Regions from separate parts of the Homo sapiens genome. Here region 2 is linked to region 1. A link is a loop called in an ENCODE intact Hi-C map of the cell type or tissue named here. Cell type or tissue: mammary epithelial cell. All regions are shown on one strand. Each heading gives the region's core, and the rest is flanking DNA. Links, peaks and the distances in the headings are about the cores only.

The links. A loop is a pair of places that touch in the nucleus more often than their neighbours do. Peaks named below come from ENCODE experiments on the same cell type or tissue, not always from the same donor. Only the 100,000 strongest peaks of a DNase experiment are listed, where the experiment ranks them.
Region 2: a loop joins it to region 1, with 2.8 times the contacts of the local background. A loop is called at or near these places in 1 of 110 quality-filtered maps.

Annotation. Positions count from the first base shown.
Region 1 is chr16:51,991,581-51,997,466 of GRCh38, forward strand. It overlaps LOC105371259 (a long non-coding RNA gene), which reads right to left and starts at 3,018. Exons shown (of 3, transcript XR_933563.3): 1 at 2,918-3,018. In mammary epithelial cell, for the core only: no CTCF peak of the experiment used is centred there; a DNase peak (open chromatin) is centred at 3,231.
Region 2 is chr16:51,877,447-51,883,332 of GRCh38, forward strand. No RefSeq gene overlaps it. Among named protein-coding and RNA genes, the nearest start is that of LINC01571, 120 kb to the left of the region's middle. In mammary epithelial cell, for the core only: no CTCF peak of the experiment used is centred there; a DNase peak (open chromatin) is centred at 3,505; H3K27ac peaks cover 1,283 bases.

The DNA of each region.
Region 1 (5,886 bases), core at 366-5,365:
CTAAACTCATCCCCTCCCACCCCTTCTCAGATCCTTTCTAGCTGTAGGGAATTCAAGGACAGAAGGCACAAGAGCCTAGCTTCCAGGTTAGAAGCAGGAAGGCAGTCAACCTTAGAATGAATAGCCATTCATTCATTCATTCATTCATTCAACAAATGTCTACTGAGTCTCTGCTGTGTGCCAACTATTGTCCTAGGTGCTGGAGTAGACAAGAAGGACCAAGTCTTCACCCTATGAGAGCTCACATTCCAATGCAGGCTCACCCTGTAAGAGTTCATATTAAAAGTTCTCACCCTATGAGAGCTCATATTCCATTACAGTGTTCCTCAACCATGGCTCTGTTGATAGCTTGAACTGGATTGTTCTTTGTTGTAGGGGCTGCTTTGTGCATTGTTGGGTGTTTAGAGGCATCCCTGGCCTCTACTCACTAGATACTTGCAGCAATCGCTCAGTTATCACCAACATAAAGGTCTACAATATGCTGAATGGCTGCTAAAGGTGGTGGATGGAATTAATGAACCCCAAGTGAGAAGCACTCTTCCAATGAATAAACACACCATAAATACACAAATAAAATGTTACAATACAGTGTCTAGTAAAGGTAAGTGGACAGGAGATAGCAAGGGATGGGGGCTGGTATGGTCAAAGACGATCTATCTGAGAAAATGGTATTTTAAGACTCCTAAATGAAATGAGAGAGCAAGCCACAAGAATATCCTTCAGAAGAGCTTTCCAGGCAGAAGGAATTGCACATTTATAGGCCCTGAGAAGGGAGTGTGTTTAGTGTGTATGAGGAACCGGTAAGAAGTCCAACCCAGTTTTGTATTACTCTCATTTTTTTCTAATGATTTTATTTAACCTTCCTGGAAACATTCTAGATGCTTAGAGTGTTCCAAGTGCAGAAAGCAAGAGGAAGAGTAGAAGGAGAAGATGTTGCAGAGGCTCCAAGGGCCAAATCAGGTGTGCCACATGAGGACGCTGGGCTTTATTTTAAGTATGATGGAAACCTGATGGAGAATTTTGAGCAAGGGAGCGATATGACCTGACTTGCTTAAAGGGGTTATGGGGGACAGGAAAGGCCTGGGAGCAAGGAGATAGTTTGAAAACCACTATAGGTATCCATCTGAATTATGATGGTGGCCACATTTGGGTGAGAGCAGAGAAGGTCATGAAGAGTAGTTGAATTCCAAGTATGTTCTAAAGGAAGGGATGATAGGATTTATGAGGATTTGGGTGTGATATGTGAGAAAAAGAAAAGGCATTTAGGAATTTTAAGTTTTGGGATGGATGGTGGTGTCATATACCGGGGGGTGGGTGACATTTGGGGAGAAGCATGTTTGAGAGGGTCATAGGAGTTAGGTTTTGATCACATTGATTTCAGAAAGCCTATTGAATATTTCACTGGAGATGTCAGTAGGCAGTTAGACATATAAGTCTAGAACTTAGGGAGTGGGTGGGGCTAGAAATAAAAATTTGCAAGGCATCAGTATACAGCAGAGTTTTCAAGAATAGGGTGAAATGGCTTACAGAGTGAGTAAAAATTGAGGAAAGATACAAGGATGGACACCTGGGGCACTGCAGCATTCTGAAATGACCCAGAGGTGTGGCTAGGAAGATACACTCTTTGATGGCCTCACGTTATTATGGCATGGGAGCGGCATAGTAACCCACACTGTCAAGAGAAGACAAAAGTCCAAGACAGGCCAGGACCAAAAAGGTTCTGTCAGTGGAAAGTACAGGTGACTCAGCTACCACTTTCATGAATTAAAGACAGCAGTCATCAGTGACCAGCACTTTTCAACACTGTCACTGTTGTGTACAGTAAGGAAAGACAGAGGAACAGAGATCAGGGGAAGCTAAGTGAAGACTACACAGAGAATCTATGCACTTTCTTAGCAACTTTTATATAAATCTAAAATTATTCCAAATAAAAGAATTATTATTATTTTTTTTGAGACAGAGGAGTCTCACTCTTGTTGCCAAGGCTGGAGTGCAGTGGCGCAATCTTGGCTCACTGCAACCCCCTGGGTTCAAGCGATTCTCCTGCCTCAGCCTCCTGAGTAGCTAAGATTACAGGCACCTGCCACCATGCCCAGCTAATTTTTGTATTTTTAGTAGAGACGGGGTTTCACCATGTTGGCCAGATAGGTCTCAAACTCCTGACCTCAGGTGATCCACCTGTCCCAGACTCCCAAAGTGCTGGGATTACAGGTGTGAGCCACCACCCCCGGCCAGTTTATTATGTTTTTATAAACAGGAGACAGTGTTTAAAAAATTGAAGAACAAGAAAGACTCCAGCTGCCTGTATCCTAATTAGAATGAGCACTTCTTAAATATCTACAATTTGCTGGGTACTGTGTAAGGCTTATTATCTGCATTTGCTTTAATAATTTCCTAATAACAATCCCCTAATAATCCTCTTGAGTCTGGAACATTTCACATTTATATAAGAATATAGAGCCCTTGGGAGACTAACCAACTTTCCCAAGTTTACAAAATATGGAAAGGGCAGGGCAGAAAATGCAACCCAGATTTGTATGAGTCTCATTTTTCTCTAATGATTTTATTTAACCTTCCTGGAAACATCCTAGATGCTTTGAAGACCAAATAAAAGCAATGGATATCTTGCCAGAAAATATATATGTACAAAGAATGTTAATTACCATATCAGGAGATTCATGGATACCTATACAGTATCCAGTAACCACCAGTTAAAAACCCATGTACCACGCCCCCCTGTATCTGAGATCTCAATTAGACAAAAGAAAAACAGATGAAGTGAAAGAGAAAGAAAACAGAATGGTATTCAAAGCCTTCTTTTGGCAGAGTTTAAAAATTTAAGCTTAGCCGGTGCCAGAATTCTCAATGTATTTACTGTTTCCATGATTTAAAATATAATAGAAAGCTGAGGTCTTACCCTGGTCTCTAACATGATCCTGGGAACATCTGGAAGGAGAAAGCAGCACAGGTGAGTAAAAGTCAGACACCACTGTGCCCTGGGCCATGGCATTTTCTGCTGCCTACATCCGGGGCTCCAGCAGGATACCTGGCCCCAGGCATTATTTGGAGAGGTGGCTAACATTAAACAAATAAGAAAAATCACTAACTAGGCCAGCAACACCTGTATCTGGAGACACACGATCCCAGCACACCTGCATGCCAAGAGCATTAGCTCATTACCGAACATATCTGAGCACCCTCAGAACACGTGGTCCTCGGTGACAAATTCAATTGCACTTGGCACAAAGCCATGGCGTTATTCACATGCCATGTCTCTGGGCCTTTGCCAAGGTTCTGCAGGATGTGGGACTCATTGAACACAAGTTGTAGGCCCTGCCCACAAAAATGAGAGGACAAGTAGGAGAACCAACGGAGGCAAAAACGGGACAGGGGATGAGAAGTAAGAGAGCAAAGTTACTTCTATACCCACATGATTATTTTCATTATTATTATTATCAACTTCCAATAAGTTCCCAAATTATTCCCATCCTCAGTAAAAATTTTCAGATTTTACTCATTTGGTTTATCTTAGTTCTCTTCACACCCAAAGACAAACATACAAGCATTAAATTTTTGGCACTCAAAAAAACACAATCAAACCTTATGAACTGGCACCTGTAAGACAAATTCAGCCCTTTGGAGGTGGTTTGCTCATTCTTCACTTTCATTCCATTTGGGGCAGCGGGCAGTTGTGCATTTCTAATTTGAAACTCTTGAAGCATTTTCTGCCTCCTCAGTTTGCCTCAGTTCCCACCTGGCCCACTGTGCTCCAAAGCCATGTGGATTTGCCACTCCATCTTAGAGAGGGCCAGCCATGCCCCTCTTCTCCTGCCTTTTCCTTTTCGTAAATGTGGAAACCAATCTATTAAGGAATAAAAAGATCACAGAAATTAAAAAGGAGAGGGAGGTGCCAGACCCAAAATCTGTCTTCTGGTGTGCCATCCTGTCAAAAATTGCAACATTAGGGTCCCATTCCTTTGGGTTAAGAATTTGTCTCTCAAGGAGCTGAGCAGAGAGGGGACAGCACAGACTATATCCCCAGAAACCTCTGCTATCTACTCAGAGGTGCTGCTCACTTTGGCATCTTGAAAATATTGTAAATCCTGCGGGCATGGTGGCTCATGCCTGTAATCTGAGCACTTTGGGAGGCCGAGGCGGGTGGATAACCTGAGGTCAGGAGTTCGAGACCAGCCTGGCCAACATGGCGGAACCCCGTCTCTACTAAAAATACAAAAATTAGCCAGGTGTGGTGGCACACGCCTGTAATTCCAGCTACTTGGGAGGCTGAGGCAAGAGAATTGCTTGAACCTGGGGGGCAGAGTTTGCAGTGAACTGAAATCATGTCACTTCACACCAGCCTGGGCGACAGAGCGAGACTCCGTCTCAAAAAAAAAAAAAAAAAAAAAAAAAAAGAAAATACTCTAAATTTGTGATTTAAGATGTGTGTGGGTGTGTGTAAATATGCATGTAAATATATTTTTATATATGTTATACATATACATATATATTTTATATACACGTAAATTCTCTCCATGGTCTCTCTTCCTCTTTGAGGCTTTTTTTCCTGCTTCTCCAAACCTCTCCAGGTTTTTTATTCAGATGTTGCTACTTGTAATCCTAACTCCAAAACATATCTATGTTTACTAATATATATATATATATATATATATGTGTATATGAATATATACTCATATATATTTTTATTTATAGATTAATATATAAGAATATATATTCTTATATATATTTATATATATAAGAATATATATTCTTATATATATTTATATATATAAGAATATTTATTCTTCACATATATATGAAGAATTTTTTTGTTGGAAAGATTTCAGATAGAAGCAGAGCTAGTGATCTGGCTGAAGGGGGTGGCGTAACACAGAGCCCCTCAGATCTGGCCCATCTGGAATCTTCTTCGTGCAGGGCTGTGCACTCACCTGTCTGCTTCCCTGAAAGACACTCCAAGCTCATTATCCCTGAGTGAGCGATTTTCGTGTTTTGAGTGCCATTTAGCTAAGCTCTTTGAGAGACAAATCCTTAACCCAAAGGAATGGGACCCTAATGTTGCAATTTATGACCAGATGGCACACCAGAGGAGGAAAGAGTTTGGGCCTGGTACCCTCCTCCCCCTCTTTAAACCATATGCCTAAGACTGGCAGTGACTCTGGGAAATGAACCAGTAGGGTTATCTTTTCCCTATGATATCAAATTTTACAACCCAGTCTGAAGGATCACTTTATTTCAAGAAACAGATACTCACTTAAGCTAGCTTTGGCAATAAGAAATTTATTGGAAGGATGCAGAAAAATCTCGTGAAACCTGTTTGAAGAACTACAGCTGGCCCTGGAAAGTCACCAGCACCCTCTCTTCTTTATCTCCTTATTTTGGGGACCACTTGAGCTCTCGCAGCTGTTTCTTTTTGCAAGCCTTTTCCATTCTCCCCATGGTCTCTCGTTCTCTCTGAGGCTCTTTTTTCTGCTTCTCCAAACCTCTGTGAATTTTTTTACTCAGATGTTGCTATTTGCCATCCCAACTGTTTATGGCCTCAGTTTCAAGGCCATCATGGCTGGCTGTATTTTTCCAAGCCCTTCATGTTTTTGAAAGAAAGACACTGATTGGTTCAGCTTAGGTCAGGTGACTCTCTCAGTCCAATCAGCTTTGGTAATAGGGCAAGGTCAACTGGAACAAAGAAAGTTACTCAGAGATAAAGGCTTCCATAAGACCACTAGGAGCATTCTGAAGAGAGGGACAGCAAGCTTCCTGAATCCGTGTTTCTCCTCCTTCCTACCTCACAGGGTTGAGGATGGAACATGGCACTCTGGCACAAGAACCACACATGAGATTAGGGGCAATAAGCTTCAACAGTTCCCCACCTAC
Region 2 (5,886 bases), core at 467-5,466, 110 kb before region 1:
AAGGTCTGATTCCTATGGGCCTCTTCATTTGGGAATTAGGATGCCTTTCCTCACTGTGCTCTCACATCGAGCTGCAAAGGGCTGCGAATCTGGCAGAAGCCACTCATGTGAAAGTCATTGTCACTATGGAACAAATAGCCTGGCATAAGGTTGGAGGCAGATAACTCCTGTTCTAGCCCCCACCATATAGCTAACTCTAGACTTGACCTTCAGCAAGCTGCTCACACTTTGCTCAACTTCCTTATCTACCTTCCTGATGCACGGGTCCAAGAATGAATGACCACTCAGTACGCTCAGTGCACATTAGGGCAGTGGTTCTCAATTGGGAGTAATATTTCCCACTCCAGAATATTTGGCAATGTCTGGAGACACTTTGGATTGTCACATCTTTGGGCAGTCTGCTGGCATCTAGAGGGTAGACGTCAGGGATGTTGCTAAACATCCTACAATGCACAGAACAGCCTCCCACAACGAAGTTATTAGTCATTAAGTTATTCAACAATTAACGACCTGCCATATGCAAGCAACTGCCTTTGATATTTTTATTCTAAATAAGCACTTATTTCAGTTATTATGGTGTTCCCTAAACACAGACATAAGTTCTGAAGTTCAAGAACTTGCTCCCCTATGTGAAATACAAGAGAGAAGATTCAGTGTTGCACCATCTTCTACTCTTGAGCTAAAGTTACCTAATTTAAACCTGGTTGAGATAGTTTAGATAATTTAGAACAGTATAAACCTTTTAAGACTTAATAATGTTTGTATTCAAGGAAAACATAAAGTAAACTGGTTTGAACAGTAGCCCACAAAAACAGAAGCAGGAATCTGTTTCTAGATTTTTCAGATCTTTAAAAGTCTCCTAAGAAATGGCCTGGACCCAGAGCCTGCCCAGAGTGGGGACATTCCTCCTGTTTGTTGAGTTGAGTTGGACACCATCATGCTACTCTGGCAAGACCATGCACCTTGCCTGCTATGACATGGTTGTTCATTTTCTGTATAGAACAAAACCAATGTGAGATAAATGCAGGAGCATGGGACCCAGCATCGGGTTGGTACTTGATAAATATTTCTGAGTAAATAAGTGGATGGGAAACTGGATGAAGTACAAATGAATCAAGACAGTTGTTTTCTCTCTGGGCCTCATTTTCTTCACTTATAAAGTAGAAAGATGCTAACACCTGTTCTGTAGATCCTAATGATGCTTGTGAGGAATAAATTATGTAATTCTTGGAATGTCATGTTGAAGAATGGGAATAAAATAGTCCTCGTAATAAAATAGACTCCATTTTCACTACACCCCATTGCTGGTCATCCCCTAACCAAACCTTCCTTCAGGAAGGCAGAAAGCAACAGCTCTGTCTATCTAAGGAGGATTCCAATTCCCAGTCACCACAAGGGCTTCCTACAACTGAGGAAAGAGAAAAGGAGAACAGAGTTACTGAGCTCCAAATAGATAGAAGTTCAACTCTCACCAAGTGCCTAATCTACAGAATGAAAGAAAGGCTGAGCTATCCCATGCTGCTTGTAGCCAAATGATTATCTTCCCAGTAAATGTCAAAAAGAAAAGGCAGTTTACTGGCCCTGTACTCAATTCCTCACCAATGTAGAATGACTTCATGCAAATTTCACATGGGCTCAGATGACCGGGACCTCACTAGCTCTCACCCTATCCCCCAACACCATAATTGCCACCCCCAGAATGTCCATAAAGATTTCCACAATAAATAGCTGTGTAGAATAACTTTTCTTCTGTGTTCATATAAAAATAAAAAATGCTAGATTAAACAAAGTTAGACAGATTTTTTTTAACTTACAGGACTTTTCAGAGCCTTTAATGCCCTTTGGACATATCCATTGGCTATAGTGTGTAGATTTCAAAATTTACTTGAAGACAGAATCTTATGTTCTCAGTTTACCTAGAGAAAATTATGTTTCAAAGAGCATAGCTTTGGAAACTCTGGGCAAAACTGTTTCTATTCTGACAAAGGGCCCTCCTACGTTTCTTCTAAAAGAACCAAACTGCACACTCCAAGTGAGGTCTCTTGTACATGTTCTTCTTTTAATCCTAGACTCAGTTTCTTAGGCCAGATGCCTCAGTTTGTGGATGTCCACTTTGAAAAATCAACTCCTCCTGACAATCAGTTGGCTACAAGCAGCATGGGATGGCTCAGCCTTCCTTTCATGTGTAGATGAGGTGCTTGGTAAGACATGAACTTGTGTTTATTTGAAGCTCAGTAATTCTGTCCACCCCCTTTCTTTGCTCCACATTGTCAGAAGCCCCTGCAGTGACCGGGGATAGGGATCCTCCTTAGGTAAGCAGAGTTGTTGCTCCTGACTTATTGAAGGGTGCAGGTTGGTTTGATTTGGAATTGACGAGCAACTGGGTGGTAGTAATCAACTGCTCTTATAAGTCAAGCTAGGTGGACACCATTTATGGGCTGCACATTGTATACCTCTACCAATCCTTCCTGAGGGAACTACAGTTTATATATATGACAAACTGGCAGTTGACCCCACAAGACAGCATCTGTGAGAGCACTCAACTTAGTATCACCACCTGGGAATGACAGAGCATCTCTGAACAGAGAAGAGAATTGAAACTATCAGGGAAGACTTCTGGAAGGTTAGTGGAAATGAACCCAGACCTTTACTACCTTGGGGAAGCAGAAAGTGTCTGGACTCAAAGTTTCAAGCAGATAAAGAAAAAAACCTATTTAGCAGTGCCTCAGATCAGGTTCCCTAAAAAGAAAGCATAAACTACAGATTCGAATGCATTAATTGCAATGTAGAATATCCTCCTTTTAAAGCAAGGGGTCTTTTGAACTCTCCGTGAGTCAATCAGTGGTCATGGGCCCTCCCTTCAAGTGAAGGGGTAACCTATGGGCAAGAAGTTCAGCAGCTAAGGCCAGATGCACTGGCCAGGTAAAGGGAATTTAGGTGGGAACCCACCAGCATATGAAAAGCAAAAATGAAAATGTATAAATGAGCATAAGATTTTCATGGAATGATAAGAAAGCAGTCCGAATATACGACAATATGTGAATTGCAGTGTCGAATCAGGCCCAAACAGGGTGAAGGGAAGGATGCATGGACACATTTCAGAAGCCTTTTGAGAAAGGCAACACATGCCTGAAGGTAGAGCCCCCCCATCCTGATATAATATATCTAGAATGTGAACTACTCAGTGATTTGATTGTTTTTTTTTTCCTATATCCGATGTTATTGCTGCCATCCATCTACATTTTACAGAGAACACGAGCTGAACCCTTCTCGTGTGTGGAGGCTTCAGATAAAAAGATACATGTGCAATTCGCTTTTCCATTTCTTGCATTTTATGTTGGCCTTTGGTATGATTTTCCTCTAAAACTCTTCTTTTGGATAAACTAAATGATGGTTCTCAGGGTTATAGGGAATAAGACAGATATGGGATATGTTCATGTCTAATATTTGCAGGCTGCAAGAGGAAATGAGTCATTTGAATAACATAAGCAACGATAACTCAGCTGAATATGACTAAGATGTTAAAAATAAGGTGTGTTTACAAGGGAATAAACTTCCTGATTGCACTGCTGCTCTCCAGAGAGATGGGAACGGAGCAGGCAAAGGTCCTGGGCATACCATAAATTGCACTCTATTTTTCACTGGTCAAGTGTGGTCATAGTGAATTGCTCCTGATGGCCTCTCGTGTCTCTCCCAGGTCTACCGGTAAAAATTTGAAGAACACATCACTTCGGGGAATGCTTTTGAGACTTTACATGATAGCCCCATCACTGGGGCTCTTTGCCTTTGTTTTTCTACGGATTCCTAAAGTAATCTTTAGGAGCTATCCTTTCTTGAGGAAAAGATCTCATTTATATTCATTATCATTTAATTCTCCTTTCTCTGCCCTTCCCCAGTTTCTTTATTGAATCTCAGGACCCTATAATTCTGTACTCATCAGATCTTGAAAATTGATTAATGCAAATCTGTAAAAGTATTTTGAGCTCAAGTGTTAATGTCTTAAAATGGCTAAACATTTCTGCTATTCAGAAGATAATGATAACTAATCGAGTGCCTTTTTCTTTTGAACTTCATGACTATTATACATTATATGGGCCAAGACATTGGAAGAAATATTTTTGGTTAATAAAAAAAAAGCCTGTCCATCTAGAACTTAACTTCTTTCATATGGTCTATTGTTTCTTGCCATGCATTCTCATGCCCTGCTACATACACCCTTATAACACAGAGGTTGGTAAGATAAAAACAACTTTTCTGAGACCAACTTGCGACCATAGCCCTCAATGTGACTTGTGCTCTGTAAATTAGATTTGGGAGATTTGGAAGGTAGAAAGTAGGCAGAATTTTTTTTTTTTTTTTTTTTTTTTCCAGCAAGACTGGCTGACAAACAACCTACAATGGCTATGTGTGTCTGTAGTTGCCTGATTGCAGATTCCAGTGTCTGGGGACCACATTTGTGGGTATGAGACAGCTGCAGGAACTGGCGGTAGACGCAGTCTCCTATCGGGTGATGTTGAAGCCAAAATATTAATGGCATTTGCTGTATGCACATTATAGTTCAACAAAAGTTTAAACTAGAAAAAAAAAACATATCAATCCCTCAACTTCTGAACCATCCATTTTTTTCAATAATTTTGAAAGTATTTAATTCCTTTTGTTAAAGGCCTTTTTGATTATAATTCCTAGAGTATTTTCTGTTTCCTATGCAGATTCCTGACTGTATAATAATTTTCTCCTTTACCTCTAAGGTCATACATAAAAGACACATTTTAATTTGGTTCAGCAAGTTTTCTGACAATGAAATGGACTATAATGATGGCTAGTGAGATTGGTATCAAGAAGATAGTGCAGAAGAAATTGCACAAATTGTATGAAGGGGATGTTATTAAAATAATTTGAACACCAGGCATTAGCTTAGGTTCGGTAATTCTTAAAGTTCTGTTCAACTGGAAATTTTCTGATTTTACTAATTCCCCTTGAAAGTACCCTCTGTGAGATGTTGCAAAAGTCAGACAATCTGCCCCTGGAAAGAACTCCCAGTCCTCACCAGACATCAGAAAACAAAAAGCACATGCATTCACTTTCCACCATTTTTCTGCTGGTCCTGAATTTGAGAAAAACACCAAAAACATAAGAGTATTGTAAATAAGGAAGAGGTGTTCTACCTTCAAACAGCAGAGGCACAGAAGGCAAGAATTTCCCCCACCACCAAGAAGTAGGTCCGCCAAGAATTAGGCAGAATCTAGAAGCACCTCCCAGAGCATAAAGGCATGTAACAGGATTAAAGGACCAAGGATAGGAAGATTTCTCATCCCATTTTTGCTCTCTTTCATTGGTTCAGAATTCCAAGGACTGCACCAATCAGAAAACTGTTCTCTTTACTTACATTAGTATTTCTAGTTGCAACAGCTGGAGTTGTGGAACTCCTTCATCAGCTCTTATGAATGACTCTCCTTTGATCTCTATTCATAGGTTACAACTTCTGGAGAATACCTGGATATAAAAGGAGATGGAAGACTGGAATTAATATATTGAACCCAGGCAGTAGCCACAATGAAGAGAAGATAGGACAATCTGTGATAGTAACAGTTCACAAATCCCATATACTCAAAACATCACAGTGCTTTGAGTAGCATCATAGTGCATCATAGGTAGTGAAGGCAGAAAAAAGTCCCAGGTAGACAAAGCCATGACATAGCACCAGCTTTAAACCCAGAAGAGAATTCAACAAACACCCATATGGAAAGAAACCTAGAGAAAATTCAGACACTTTGCTCTCATACTCTGGATTCAGATAGATTTCTTCTGAGTTAAAAACAGCTGTATCTTTTTTTTTCTTTTTTCTTTTTTCTTTTTTTTTTTTTTTTTTTGCATTCACTATATGTC